Linked DNA regions of Homo sapiens: region 2 is linked to region 1. The links are chromatin loops, found by intact Hi-C in ENCODE. Cell type or tissue: Caco-2. All regions are shown on one strand. Links, peaks and the distances in the headings refer to the core of each region. The heading gives the core; the rest is flanking DNA. Region 1 has its middle 92 kb from the start of LINC01804. Region 2 has its middle 160 kb from the start of CYRIA.

Evidence for each region. A loop is a pair of places that touch in the nucleus more often than their neighbours do. Peaks named below come from ENCODE experiments on the same cell type or tissue, not always from the same donor. Only the 100,000 strongest peaks of a DNase experiment are listed, where the experiment ranks them.
Region 2: a loop joins it to region 1, with 4 times the contacts of the local background. A loop is called at or near these places in 2 of 110 quality-filtered maps.

Annotation. Positions count from the first base shown.
Region 1 is chr2:15,778,891-15,786,044 of GRCh38, reverse strand. It overlaps LOC124905976. Among named protein-coding and RNA genes, the nearest start is that of LINC01804, 92 kb to the right of the region's middle. RefSeq lists an enhancer at 4,117-5,064. In Caco-2, for the core only: no CTCF peak of the experiment used is centred there; DNase peaks (open chromatin) are centred at 3,804 and 4,707.
Region 2 is chr2:16,504,547-16,511,700 of GRCh38, reverse strand. No RefSeq gene overlaps it. Among named protein-coding and RNA genes, the nearest start is that of CYRIA, 160 kb to the left of the region's middle. RefSeq lists a silencer at 3,166-3,460. In Caco-2, for the core only: a CTCF peak has its summit at 3,262 (motif pointing right); DNase peaks (open chromatin) are centred at 3,290, 3,883, 5,120 and 5,420; H3K4me3 peaks cover 410 bases.

The DNA of each region.
Region 1 (7,154 bases), core at 1,191-6,190:
AGCAGCAGGCACGTGGTAAGGGCCCCGTGAGAGTCAGCCCGTCCCTGAAACTCTCAAACCCGCTTCCACCCACCTTGCTCTACGGCCTCGGAGCACTGCAGTCTCCAGGCAGGTGACCCCTTCCACGGAATGGCTCCTGTTCTTGGGAACCAATGATCCTTTCTCTGAGGTACGTGTGCTTTGGGGATGGGAGTATGTACTCTGAGGGTGGCATGTGGTTTGAGTTTGCAAGTGTATTTCCTCTAAGTCTAATGAGCCTCTGAAAGTGATTAAGCAGAAGACAGAAAAGCTGAGCCAATGCCTCTTTATCGGAAGAAATGATATCAAGCCTCGCGCCCCCAAACCCATTTCCCACCAGCTCCCTCATCCTCCCCCAAATAGTGTCGTGGAAATTCCAACCCGAGTCCCTAAACAGCAGAGGAGATGGGGCCTGGCTGGCAGGCATCCCCTGTCCCCTGCACCTCTGGCGCCTTCTTTCTCATTTGAAGGGAACTGGACACAGCCCAGAGCTCCGGGTCAAGCCCTGGCACAGCCCCTGCCCCACCGGTCCCCTTGGGTGGAGTCGTCCTCAGCCTCTGCTCTGCTCACAGCTTCCCTCTGCTATGAAGGATGCCCTTCCCAGCCTCACTGCCAGAAACATCCTGCTCCTTTTCCCAAATCTCCAAGAAGTGGCCCTCACCGCAGCACCTCCTCTCACTGAGTTCACATGTCCACATGGGATTGTAAGTTTCTCCGCCTAGGGGCTTCTCCCTCACCCATTCGTGAGCTCCGGGAGGGTACGGCCCCCGCTGCCCTCGGCACACAGGGTGCTTTGGTGAATGCGCTGGATGAAATGGAAGAAACTCAGCCTCAGGTTCTCTCCAGCCCGCAGCCTTCCTCCCTGAAGCTTCCTGTAAAGACAATTGTGCAAATGGCCCTCAGGTGTCCTGAGAGCCCCAGGCCAGCCCTGCTCCTCATCCTGACCCACAGAGAAAGGCCCCAGAGCCAGCTCCCACCCTGTGCCCCTGAGCAGACACCTCCACTCTTCTCTGGCACCTCCCCGCTGGAGAGGTGGAGTCAGGTGGACGGGATTTTTAACACCTGTGCCTGCTGCAGGCTGAAGCGCCACATGGGGATGTAGAAGTGGTCAGGAAAGGCCAGGCATGGGTGGACACTGAAGCAGATGCTGAAGGAACAGCCCAGAAGGAGGGACAGGGTGCCGAAGCCTGGAAGCCCTGCTTTCAGGGTCTCGGAAGCTCCCTACTCCCCCTACCCCACCCCAGGGCAAGGAATGCTGTATCCAGGGCCCCTGACAGTTGTGTCATTGCCCTGCAGTGATGTGGCATGGACACATTGGCCTGTCTGGGTGCATTGCCCTGGCTGGGGGTGTTCAGGAAGCCGAGGCTGCCCCCATCGCACTCCGACAGCTTCCTGCAAGTCACTTCCCATTGTGCGGGGCCGTCCCACCTTCTTCTGAGAATGGAAGAGATGAGCATAGGCCTTGGAGACCCCTGCAAACGAACTTGAATCTGATAATGCCACAACTAAGCTAATCCCCATAACAGTGCAGGGTGGACATGAGGCTTAAAAAACAAGACAGTGGTCACCAGCCATCCCCTCCCAGCAGTCCCCTCCCAGCCATCCAGCACATTATGATTTCCACAGCCCTTTTACTCCTGGTGTCTCAGACCATCCAGGTCACCTGGGAGCCTGGTCGGGCAGGTCGCCTGAGGACTGATCTTGGAGGTATCTTTCAAGACCACCCATGCCATGGAGTGGAGCTGGAAACGGCTGCTCCGCCATGGGACATGTCAGTCTGTGTGACCAGCGTACAGAAGAGTGACTGCAAGTGAGGCTGGGGAGGTAAACAGAACAAATCCAATTCCTTAGCTGCCCAGCTAAAGAGACTGGCTTGCCTGCTGGTGCTAGAGGCACCAAGGAACTCTGCAGGGGAATGATGAGGGCATTCTGTGCCAGGGAAAGCCACTCTGGGAGCCACAACAGGGCTACATTGGCTGGGAACTCCCTCATGAGCTGTGGCATGTGGTGGGAGGTGATGGCTTGGACTCTACAGGGGTTCCCGCAGCCACATGGGGAGCTCTGGCAGACAGGCACCAGAAGCTCTCAGAAGACAGGTGTCAGGAAGAGCTGGGGACACCAGGAAGAGCTTCCTGCAGGAAGCATCACAGTGGCTGACTTGAAGTAGCAGTAGGTTTGGACAAGCAAAGAGAGGGCACTGTTATAATGAGGAGGTTGGGTGCCTTCAACCTAGGAAAGGAGATCTGTGTGTCCCAGGGTCATGGGTAGAGACTCTCTGACTATGGGAGGATGCGAAGCCATGGAGCGTGCTGGCGGCCGGCTGCCCAGCACAGGGAGAAAACGCCATGGCTGGCTCTGACATGTATCACTGTCCCTGCAAGACACCATCCCACGTAAGTCCCCAAATTTGTGCTAAGGACAGGGCCTGGGAAGGAAAGAAGTCTTCCTACAAAGATTGAAAAGGACTTTGATGTCATAGACTCCAGCCCCCTGCCTGGCTCTGACATACCCTCTGTCATATCTACACTGAGTCCTTCACCAGCTCATGGACACCCAACTTCAGGCACGGGGACCTCCCTTCTCAGAGCAAGCTTTGCCAGCTCTTGCATTTCAGTTCACTTCTGAATACTGAATTGTAAACAACACCTGTCCATCTTTTGGGAGGAAATAGGACCACCGTGATCTTCAGGGCAGAGGAGATTCTTTCTCGGTGTTAAATGCAAAGTTGGCCCTTACTATAGAATGACTGTCCGGGATTAGGGAGTGCCTGACAAGAGCTGAGCCCTCATGGACTGGGAGTGAGGAGACTTGGGGTCTGGTCCCAGCTGCTCTTACCGCTTGTGCCTGTCACTTCATCTCTCCAGACCTCAGTTTGCTGATCTGAAAAAAGAAAATGAGGTTAATTTATCCCCATTTCATACGGCTGTTAGGATGAACAAATACATTCTCGGGTGTGAAAGCACGAAGACACTCTAAATGCAAGTTATCATTGATGATTCTTGCTGGTAGTTGGGTAGTGGGGATGATAATAATGTCCACTAGAACGCACTCTCTAATGAGTTTCAGTAACTTAAAGCACAAAGCCAAGGTGAACATTCAACCTGCAGCCACAGGGCACAGGTCACAGCTCAGCCCTGGAGAGATTTTTTTTTTTTCCCACAAACTACCCTCCAAAGGAACAGACCATGCTTAGAGGAGTGAGCTCCCTGTCACTGATGGTATCCAAGCAGCCTCTGGGTACCCCGTTGCCTCTGATGATATAGAGGAGCTCCTGTCCCAGGGAAAGGAGTTTTGGAGTACGAACCAGCGATTTCTCAGAATGTTCTGGCGCAGAGAGGGTGACTCAAACCATTGCTCCATTGCTTTAATTCCTGCTTCCCACTTCCCCTTGGCAGCAGTGGGCGTGCCATTGTAAAATCCAATTCGTGGGTTGGATTCCCTGCCCCCACATCACACCCCGCTTCACATGCTCTGCCATGCATTCCTCTGTCAGGAGCTTGAAATAGGTCTCCAGGCCAGCTGGAGAATCAGGGTGGTCAGGGACCCCCCTCAGGGGTGGGAGAGGGAGGATGGAAGAGAAGACTCCAGCGACCTTCCTCTGCGGTTATCTCCTCCCATCTGTAAACAGCGCCTGGCCCTCCCCGGGGCAGCCGCAGCCTCACACTCCGGGTGACAGGGTGTTTGGACATTCGGAGACCCTCACCCGCCCGCCTTTGTTCTCCAGGCTTAATGAAGGGACTGCTAAAATCCCAGTTGCCAGATAAGATGACAGGGCAGTCTTTTAGGGTTATGGATGGTACACATGAGGTGACAGGATGAATTCCTGTGTGCAGAGGGATCTGAGCCCCCGCCTGTGACCAAAAGTGTACTCATCTCAACTGGTACAAGTCTGGTCCTTCAGCTTCCAAAACAAACATTGCTCACTCATGCAGAAAGATTACAGGAAGACACCAGGAGAGGGGCATTTGGGGAGCAAAGTACACTGCCTGCAAAACCAAAGCCCAGACACACCCAAGAGGGTCTGTCTCTACCCTCAGCTCACCTTCAGCCTGGGTCACTTCCTATTTCTTTCCCATTCATGATAAGAACCGCATCTCACTAGTTGCATTTTAGTTTACAAAGTGCTTTTACTTGATTTCACGGGACCGTCATACCTCCTTGAGGGTGAGGATGTGACAGAGAGACTGGATGACATCTGGTGTGTCACCTAGCTCTCTGCACTTGGGCTGACTCGCTGGGCTTTCTGAGCCTCTGTTTCCCTTGCTGGTGAGTGGAGATTCTCGCAGGGCTGTGGCAGGGCCATCGTGAGACAGCATATTGGGAAATGCCTGCAGCCTTCCTGACTTGAGCTGCCATTGTTCCATTGTCACGGGCAGCTTGGGAAGGTAGCGTCTTCTGCTTGGTTCACTGCTGTGTCCAGCACCTAGAAGCCTCATGGAATAGAACTGGTGCATGTTACATTTTTACTGGCTGAATAAATATTCATGGATGTATTTGTGGGTTTCTCGGGCTCTGCCAGAGCCGTCGTGGCTGTAGAGTAGTTACAGGCGGGAGAGGCTCTTGCTCGGACTCTAAGGGGTCTGCCCCACATGGTGCTTCCCAGGCATCTCTGGCCATGGATGAAAGGCCTGTTCAGAGCCTCCTCCCTGGCTCCTGGCCGTGGCCCTGGCCCGTCCCTGAGCCACTCGGCAACTCTGGGTCAGGGAAGTTGCCTTCTCCAGCCACTGGGGGCTGCAGCCACCCTTGGCTTCCACATCCCACCTTAGGCTGCCAGGTGGGCCCACACTTGTATCATATCAAGAAGCAGCATCTCCCTTACTCACACACTCTCACACACACACTCACTCACACACACACACACTCTCTCTCACACACATACTCTCACACACACACTCACACACACTGACACACTCTCACACACACTTACACACACATTCCCACACACTGTCTCACACAGACAACACACACACTCACAGACACTCCCACAGACACTCCCACACTCACACACACACTCACACACACACACACACACACACACTCACACACACACTCCCCCACACACACACACACACACACACTCCCGAGTGTCTTGCCAGGGCTGGTCTAGAGACCAGAGCCTGGTTCCTGGGACCTGCCCAGTCTCCGGAAGGAACTTGACCATGACTGCAGGCATCACTCCTGCTCTTCTCACTCACTTATGAGTTCTCCAGAGCTCTGGGGGGAAACTCCCCTTGCCCTACCCCTCCCTCCAGCCCTTAGAAACTGAAGGCACAGGACGGACCGTAAGGACATCAGCACTGGAGGTGACAGTCCAGTTTGGGACAGAGTGATACCATTTCTTTTTCATTTTCTTCAACCTTGAGCAGCCCCCTTCCAGCACTTTGTATGTTGCTGGAATCCTGCTCGCTTCTAGATCTTATGAACTCATTTGCCTAACCCTAGCCGGAAGCCTGTTGGTGGTTCCAAGGCAGATGAGGCACTGGGAGTTGTGCTTTCACCACGTTGCTGATGAGCCTTGATTTGCCCACAGTTGTGCTTCCTCGGCCCCACCCAGGAGCTCAGTGGGCCCAGGGGGCCTGCCCCTGCTGGGGAACTGACAGGGGCTGGTCGGAGGGCCTGCCCCTCAGCTGCCCAATCAGAGGCCCAAGGGGCAAAGCCAACAAAGGACCCCGGGGCAGAGTCTGTGGGGCGGGGGTCAGTCTGATGCATTATGTAACAGAAAATAGGCTGTGACAGAGAACAATAAACACTGGGCCTGGGAGAGAGACTGTTTTTGGCAACTGCCTGGTTGGTGGAGAGATGCTTCTTCTCCCACTTTCTTCCTCCCACTGACATAGCCACATGGGACAAAATGCCCACTTAGGGAAGCCCCTGCAGATATATTTGCCTCACAAGTTCCCTCCACCCTCACCAACTCTCACTGCAAGAGCTAGCCTTGCTTCTGCCTTCAGCTGGGCTAACCCTAAGTCCATCTGCACCCCACAACGATTGTAAGGCATGTGGAGGCTATACCACCCCTTCTCCATAGCCCTCTATGGCTCCACATTGCCCCAGGGTAAACACTGACCACTGAGACTGGGAATGCAATGCCTTCCTCAACTCCTCAACTCCCAACTCTCTCCCTTCACCTTAGGCTCTGCTTCTTGGGACAAAGTGGGCATCACCCTCTACTTTCTTGCCACCAGGCATCCTACTGCTGTTGTCTGAAATGCCTACCCCCTAGTTCTTCCTCATCTATACATCTTCATTATTATAATTTTTCAAATTCTAACTGAAAACTCACCATGGCCCTTAACCCCCTTTGTATACAGGATGAGTTCTTTCTCCAGAGCACAGTCCTTGCACCTTCATTTTGTAGCTGGCTTTTGCAGGTTTGTCTTCCTGTACTATTATGAACTGCTTGGGCAAAAGAACTGTAACCACTTCATTGTTTTGTGCCCATCCCTGCCATGGAAGAGTTCAGATCAAGAGGGTGAGGCAGACATTTAAAGAGATGCATGCGGCCGGGTGAGGTGGCTCAAGCCCAAATCCCAGCATTTTGGGAGCCCAAGGCGGGCGGATCATTTGCAGTCAGAAGTTTGAGAACAGCCTAGCCAACATGGCGAAGCCCCATCTTTACGAAAAATACAAAAATTTGCTGGGCATGGTGGCATGTACCAATAGTCCCAGCTACTTGGGAGGCTGAGGCAGGAGAATCACTTGAACCCGGTAGGTGGAGATTGCAGTGAGCCAAGACTGCACCACTGCACTCCAGCCTGGGCAACGGAGTGAGACTCTGTCTCAAAAGTAATAATAATAATAATAATAATAATAATAATAAACAGATGCATGTAGCAAAGCTTTAAAGGTGCCACAGCAGAAATACCCATGGTGCATTTGTTTTTGTTTAATTTTGTTTTGAGACGGGGTCTCTCCCTGTTGTCCAGGTTGGAGTACAGTGGTGCAATCATGGCTAAGTGCAGCTTTGAATTCCTGGGCTCAAGTGATCCTCGTACCTCACCCTCCTGAGTGGCTGGGACTACAGGCACGTGCCACCACCCCCAGCTAATTTTTTACTTATCTGTAGAGACTGGGTCTCACCATGTTGCCCAGGTTGGTCTTGAGCTCCTGGCCTCAAGCGATCCTCCCATCTCAGC
Region 2 (7,154 bases), core at 1,342-6,341, 730 kb before region 1:
CCAGGGTCTCATCGCCTTCACTGGAGAACCTATGGCACTGGCCCAGGTCTGACAAAGGGCACCATATGGGTATACCTAACCAGATAGTGTGATGTAATGCCCACCGGAGACCACAGACTTAGCTTGGGGATCAGGGAGCAAAAACAGACCCATTGGCTCTAACACACTTTTACCAGAGTTTGGGCATTTGGGGTTGGGGGAAGAGGAGAGGGGCGATGGGGATATGGCAGGGAAAGGAGCTGTCCTTTAAGCAGTACTGGAAGTAAAAATGCCAGATCTCCCACAGGTTGCAAGTACGGCTCAAACTTGAAACAGAGAAATACCCCCACCAGAAAGAAGAATAATGGGACAAACAGATCTTAGAGCGAGGCAGAGCTGGATTGGAATCCCGGTTCTTTCACCCTATGGTGGTTGTGTGACCTTGTGCAAGGCTCTTAGCCTGGCCTCTGGCAGTTTCCCTCTCTATGGTGACAGAGTATCTGGGAAAGCAAGGTTCATTCTTTGTTTATTTGTTTTAGTGAGAGGAATGGCAGGTTTTCTCTATCTAGATGGCCCAGGGATCTTCTCTGCTAGGTTGACCAACTGGCTTCCCTTGGTTAGGTAAAATGATAGGAAAGTTGTCATCGATTGCTCTCTAAGAAGGAAGTTTGGGATTTTTTTTCTGGCCTATCAAAGCTGGCCCTTCCTGACACTTTGGTGAGAAGAGTTGATTAATTAAAAAAAGAACAAATAGTGGACACATTTTCACAAGGGCCAAGCAACCTTCTGGAAAGAAAAGTTCCTAACTCCAGTAATAGTAAACCTCAGAAGAGGAGTGAGGAGCCTTTTCCACAAAGGATTCTGATAAGACAGCCTTCTTAAAGGAAAGGCTCCTCACTCCTATTCTAAGGTTTACTGTTACTGGATCCTCTTTGAGGATATGAGACAGCCCTTACTATCAGGAGGGCAGAGGATCTTGGTGGTCCAGGCAGAAGGCCAGGTGCATTGTGAGGGAAAGGTGGGATCTTGTAGCACTTGTGGCTGAGGATGGATGGATGGCGCCCCAGCAGACTCAGCCTTGGTGGCCCAGGAGACAGCGTTTAGCTCAATGACTGAATGTATCAGTAGAAACTGCAAAAGCTGTAAGCTTGGGAGCACTGTGATCTTGCAGGGCCAGGCCAATAAGAGCACCACACAGTGGACTCGTCAGTCTCTCCAGAGCCAGTTTTCCATAGAAGTCCACTATAGTGCTGACCAGACTCCAGCTCTCTCTTTCATCTGGCATTTGGAAGCAGAACTAATAATCCCTTTGTCCTGAGCAAGACCTAAAGGTTTTTGAGAGGTTGTTGGACAACTGGAGGTGGGACAGGGGTTGATTTTGAGAAAGAAAAAACTTCCCGCTAAGTGGGCGAATGGACTTTGGATGATTAACTGGAAAAATTAGACACCTTTTCATATATTCCCAAGCAGGTGAAATAGTCCCTACCAGTCTGATGCATAATAGGATTCATTCAATCTGCCTATACAGGTGTGTTGAGACAATTTGTCAGTGTATCATCTGGGTCTGGCAGAATACCTGGCACATAGTATGTCATCAGCCAATGTTTGTGGCCTTAAGCTCCTGAAGTGACATAGATGGAAGGAAGGCTTGATGCCCCATGGAAACACTGCTGTCACTTCAAAAGCATTTCTAGGAAACTCTCTCTTTGTTGAGATAGGAGTATGTTGGGGTAGGAGTAGGGTTTGCAACACAGACAGTGGACAGAACTATCTGAGATCTCAAGAGGCTTATAGTGCCTGAGGAACACGTCTAATCCCTAGGAAGTTGTTCTAGGATGAGCAAATGGATGCGGACTCTATTAATTACTGTTGGGTTGTAAGAGATGAACTTCCTTTATTTACCTGAAGTGATGGGGATTATTCAGAGCTGATGAGAGTCACAGAAAGGTGTACCCATGACTGGCCCAGCATTTCCCAAGGAAGCCTGAGTTACACGGCTCATCAAAATCATCTGGCTTTGCAAGGCAGGGATGCAAAAATATTCCCACAGGTCTTGGCAGCCACAGGTTGACTATCAGGATATCTTTGAGAGGAAGGCACACAAGGAGGCCAGGGATGCCAGGAGCAGCCGGGCAGCCTTCAGAAGACGATGGACGCAGGGTAGCTTTGGGGAGCAGGTTATCTGTCATGCCATGTGGCAGCAGGGCTTCTTCAACAGTCTGTTTCTGTTGCTCCTTTTGCTAAAACCCAACCACTCTACCCTCTCCCCATATATCCCTTCTTTGCCCTGTACTTCTGCCTACTCATTCATGTGTTAGGCCCCTGTGATTTAGAGATAGCCTTTGAGTTTCTCAAGGTCTTCTCTTTTCCAGACCAAACCCTCCCACTTTCTTCTTCAGGGCTGCACCCTCCACTGGGGCTCAGTAAACCTTGTGCTTCAGACCATCCGGGATCTCCTGAGGGAGCCCCCCAGCCCAGGAGAGGGAGCCCTGAGCACATTTCACCCAGGACTGCAACTCTGAGAAAGTGCCCAAGTCTCTTTGTGCCTCAATTTTCTCAGCTGTAAAATGGAGATAATAACATGGGCTGCAAGCCTCAAAGCCGGGGTCTAAGGGAAATTTGCCTCTGCCTGGGGGTTCTGGAGCTCTGCGCTTGTAAGGGTGATAATTGGACAGGTTTATGGAGCTAGCTCTGTCTTCAGAGGCCCTTCCCTCTTGATTCTCACTGTGGCTCCCATCCTCTGAAACCTTTTCATGGTTGAGACCTGCCTCCCTGAGAGCCGGGAAGAAGGAAGGCCTTGGGATGATCCCTAAGGTAAAGTGAGTGACACAGCTGAGTTTCAAAGCGGTCACATGACTTGATCATACAGAAAGTAGCTAGCAGAGGACAAGGAGCAGGACAAGCTGTCCCACTGCATGTGGCATATCAGGAGAAACTGCCCTCTTCCACGCCGCACAGCCAAGGGGTTCCACGCACAGATTAGGAGCTCAAATGCACCTGGTTTTGATTCTTGGTTCTGTCCCCAGAACTATATCCCCTGGGACAAGTTACTTAACCCCTCAGAGCCTCAGTTTCCCTCCTTGCCTATTAGCGGCTGTGGAGACGATCAATCCCCTTCATTAAGGGATTACGACTGTACCAGTGAGGACACCTGATAGGAGTGGACCCGCTTGTCGCCTCCACGGTAACCCGGGAAACCGAGGCCGGAGTTTGGGAAAATTTGCCCAGGGCCAGGCGGCGACCCACGGATGCCAGCGGAGCGCCCTTCCTGCTGTCGTAGCGCCCCTAGATGGTGCTGGTGCACCGGGCAGCGCCGCCACGGGCCCCGCCCACCCATGCCCGCTCCCAGGCGGCCGCAGAAGCCGCAGACGCCGCAGCGGCGGGGCAGGGACAAAGGAAGGAGCGGCGGGGGCGAGGCTACCCTGCGGCCCGGTGGGACCCCTGCAATGCAGAGCCTAGCTGCTCAGCCGAGGGAGCGCCGAGCCGGGCGGGAGCGGGCGGGCCTGGGGCGCGGGGAGTGCGGGCCGCCCGCCACCACCAATGCAGGGAGCAGGTGGGCTGAGCGCGCCCGACTTGCAGGGCTCTGGGAGCCGGACTGTGAGCCCTCCTTCGTGCCAGGCCTCGCGGTGGGGGGATCCTGGAAAGTCCCTTCGTGTCACTTGCTAACCCAGGTTCCTCTGGCTTTCACCCTTTGCATGATTACTGACCCAGAGATTCTGTGCTGCAAGGGACAAGCCCAGCGCCTGGGGGAAGAAGCAGCTGTGGCGATCTGAGGGGTCCCTCCAGCGCCCAGAGCGTCAGTCTCCCCACCTGCAAAGTGGGCATGATGATGCCCGCCCCGCCTTGTTGACTTCCTCACTCAGCAAATCGTTCCCGCCCTCCTGCTCATGCCCAGCAGCGGCGCCAGGCTCTGGGACATCCCTGAGGAATGAGAGCAGCCTTTCCTCTGAAGGGGGCCCAGTGGACCGGCCAGACAGACAGGAGCTTCAGAGGCCCGTGCCCAGATAGAGCGGCTGGTGAGAGGAGAAACTCCAGGGAGGATAAAGAAAGCTTGGGGAAATGCCCTGAGAACCACACGGCTGCTGTGAGCATTGTTATTCCGCCAAGTGAGGGCGAGTGATTTTAAAGCCCTTTTCACCCTTGTTCTGAGACTGAGTCTACAGGGTGGGTATTCCCAGCTCTCACTCCACATTGCTCCTCTCAGGTGAAACAGGATTGGATGCCGGTTAACAGAAAGCTCTGAGCCAAACTAGATGCGAACCTTAGCTCTACCCCACTTGCTAACTGAGAGACACTGGGCAGGTTAATTCACTTCCCCAAGGCTGAATTCCCCCATCTGTAAAAATGGAGATTAAAAAAAGGTATATTGCTAGATTTCAGGGAGATTTGTAGTAATATGTATTGCTACATTATGTTTAGTTGCTAAGTAATGCAGCAGAGAGACTTGGGAATCAGGAAATATGGATCCTGTTTCCACCCCATGTGACTACCTGGTAGAAGGGTCTGGGAGAAGCCTTTTCTCCTTAGCTATTGGGTTACCCCTCCATGCAAGCTAGACGCATGAAGGGCATGAGGCCATCTGGAGGCCAGTGTCCCCTCCAGCCCACTCCCACAGCCTATGTGCTTACAGACAGGCTGGAAGACCACTTTGTTCCATCCCATAGGGGGAAATAGTGTAATGGTGAAGGACATGTACTCTGGGGCCGGAGAGCCTGCATACATTCCAGCTGCATCACGTTCTAGGTGTGACCTTGGGCAAGTTACCAGTGCCTCAGTTTGCTCATCTGTAGGATGATAACAGTAATAGTATAAAATTTGGCTCGAGTGGGCGAGGTGGTAGTTACAAGAAAATTCAAGCATGATTATCTCAACATAAAAGAAGTTTATGTCTTATTCATAAAATAGGCCAGGGTAGTTTCAGATGAGCAGAGGATTCTGTTCCCGTAATTCAGGGGACTCAGGCTGGCAGTTGTTGTCAGCTGTAACACTTGATTTCTAAAGAGGCCCTGAGGGAGAGGAGTATGGAGGGGAGCTCGTGGGAGCTTTAAGGCCTGTGACTTCAGGGAGGCACCTGTACTTTCCACTCCCATTCCATTGGCCAGCACCAAGTCTCATGACACCCTCCCTCAACCCAGGGGTAGGCTGGGATATGGAGCCTTGGCTGTGAGCCCAGGAAGAAGACATCGATGGACTACAAAAACCAGGCAGCAGCCTTTGTCACAGTGACCTATGTCAGAGGGTTATTTTGAGGATAACATTACTAGTTTAATATTTGTAAAGTACTTAGAACAGTGCCTGCCACATGTTGACACTACATAAATATTTGCTATTATTATTTTTACTGCTATTCTTGTCCCTTAAGAATTCACTGAATATATAAACTGGGAAGCCACCTAGAATTCCAGCCAGTGCTGCAGAACATTGTTTGGGCAGCCTCAGAACACCGCACACCCGCCTTGTCAATCTCAGCAAATTCAGGCCATGTGAGCTTCTTGCTAATGCATTTTGTTTCTGTACTGACAGGGAGGCCTGCTGGAAAATGTATCTTTCTGGAGGCTCTTTGTGTCATTCTGATGCTTGAGGAGAGCCTCTAGCTGTGCTGACTCTGGTCTTCACCTTTAAATGCACATACTGATCCCGGGCAATGGTTGCACACGCGCCTCCTCCGCTCTTCGGGTACCAGTTCTCAGGTGCTACCTCTCGCACAGTGCTACAGTAGCAAAAAGACAGGATCACAGAGGTTACTAAAAGAAGGACAGCTAACAGTTGGATCTGACAAACGCTGGTTATTAAAAGTTACTTAAGGTCCAGTGCGATGGCTCATGCCTATAATCCCAGCACTTTGGGAGGCCGAGGTGGGCGGATCACTTGAGATCAGGCGTTCGAGACCAGCCTGGCCAACATGGTAAAACCCCCATCTCTACGAAACATACAAAAAATTAACTGGGCATGGTGGTGGGCACCAGAAATCCCAGGTACTCAGGTGGCTGAGGCAAGAGAATCACTTGAACCCAGGAGGTGGAGGTTGCAGTGAGCTGAGGTCACTGCACTTCAGCCTAGAAGACAGAGCAAGACTCTGACTCAAAAAAACAAAACAAAACAAAAGTCACTTGACACCTTTGCCCCTCAGTTTACTTATCTGTAAAATAAAGTCAGGAAACAATAATGGCTGCAGAGGACTTTTTAAAGGTGAAAATTAATGTATATGAAGCCCCAAGCACTGTGTTAGGCATAGAGCACTCTCTTAATACTTAGTGGCAACTTTTGCGCCATCAGTCTTAAACTTTGACTCATTGTCACCTTTGCATTTCTGGAGTGATTAATGTGCACCACTTAGAAGTAAAATAGGTTGGTGTAAGTGGGCTGCCAGGATCCTAGCCTTTCAAAATGTCCACCCGCTTGTCCTAGCCTAGGGCCTCATGCCTCAGACACCCAAACTTTCAAGTGAGAAAGTCAGAGCTTGACATAGAGGGCACTTCTGTCAGCCTGCCTGTTCCTTTCTGAGCTCTACCCCATGGCTTAAGCACAATACTGCCAACTTGTGCCATGCTTCTGCCTTGCTAGGAGCCCTCAATGCCAAAGGCAGTAGTCAGTAATTTTTGTTTGGAGATAAGGAATGAAAGCTGTGTTAGGAAGTGATTTAAAAAAAAAACAGCATTGGTGAAAAGAATGAGTACTTTAAAATAACCTTATAACATTATGGAATCTTGACACGCAGTCTTTAAATCACTTAACTATAGCATCTACCCTGCGCCCAAAGCTGTCTGAGCCCAATGTCACCAACAGTGACATTATGTACATGCCTCCATGTACATAATTTATTGCTTTGGATTTCACTATTATTGCATTATAAGTCACATTTCCTATTAGGCAAATTATGACCCCAAGAGCCGGTGGTATGCTAAATATATGCCACCAGCTCTCCAGGAAAAATGTATATGCATATATTTTTATAACTTGCATATAGATAGATAGATAAATTGAATATGAATTTACTAAAGTAAAGTATGTATACAATAATTTAAAAATAATAAACTAATTTTCTTCATTCTAAATTCCATATAACCAATTTATTCTAATAGAAGTCAATTGCTTTCATTGATTTTTGCCAAACTCTTATATTTGTTGCCAATCTGTGATGGCTATTGATAATGCATGTAGTTTAGACATGAATA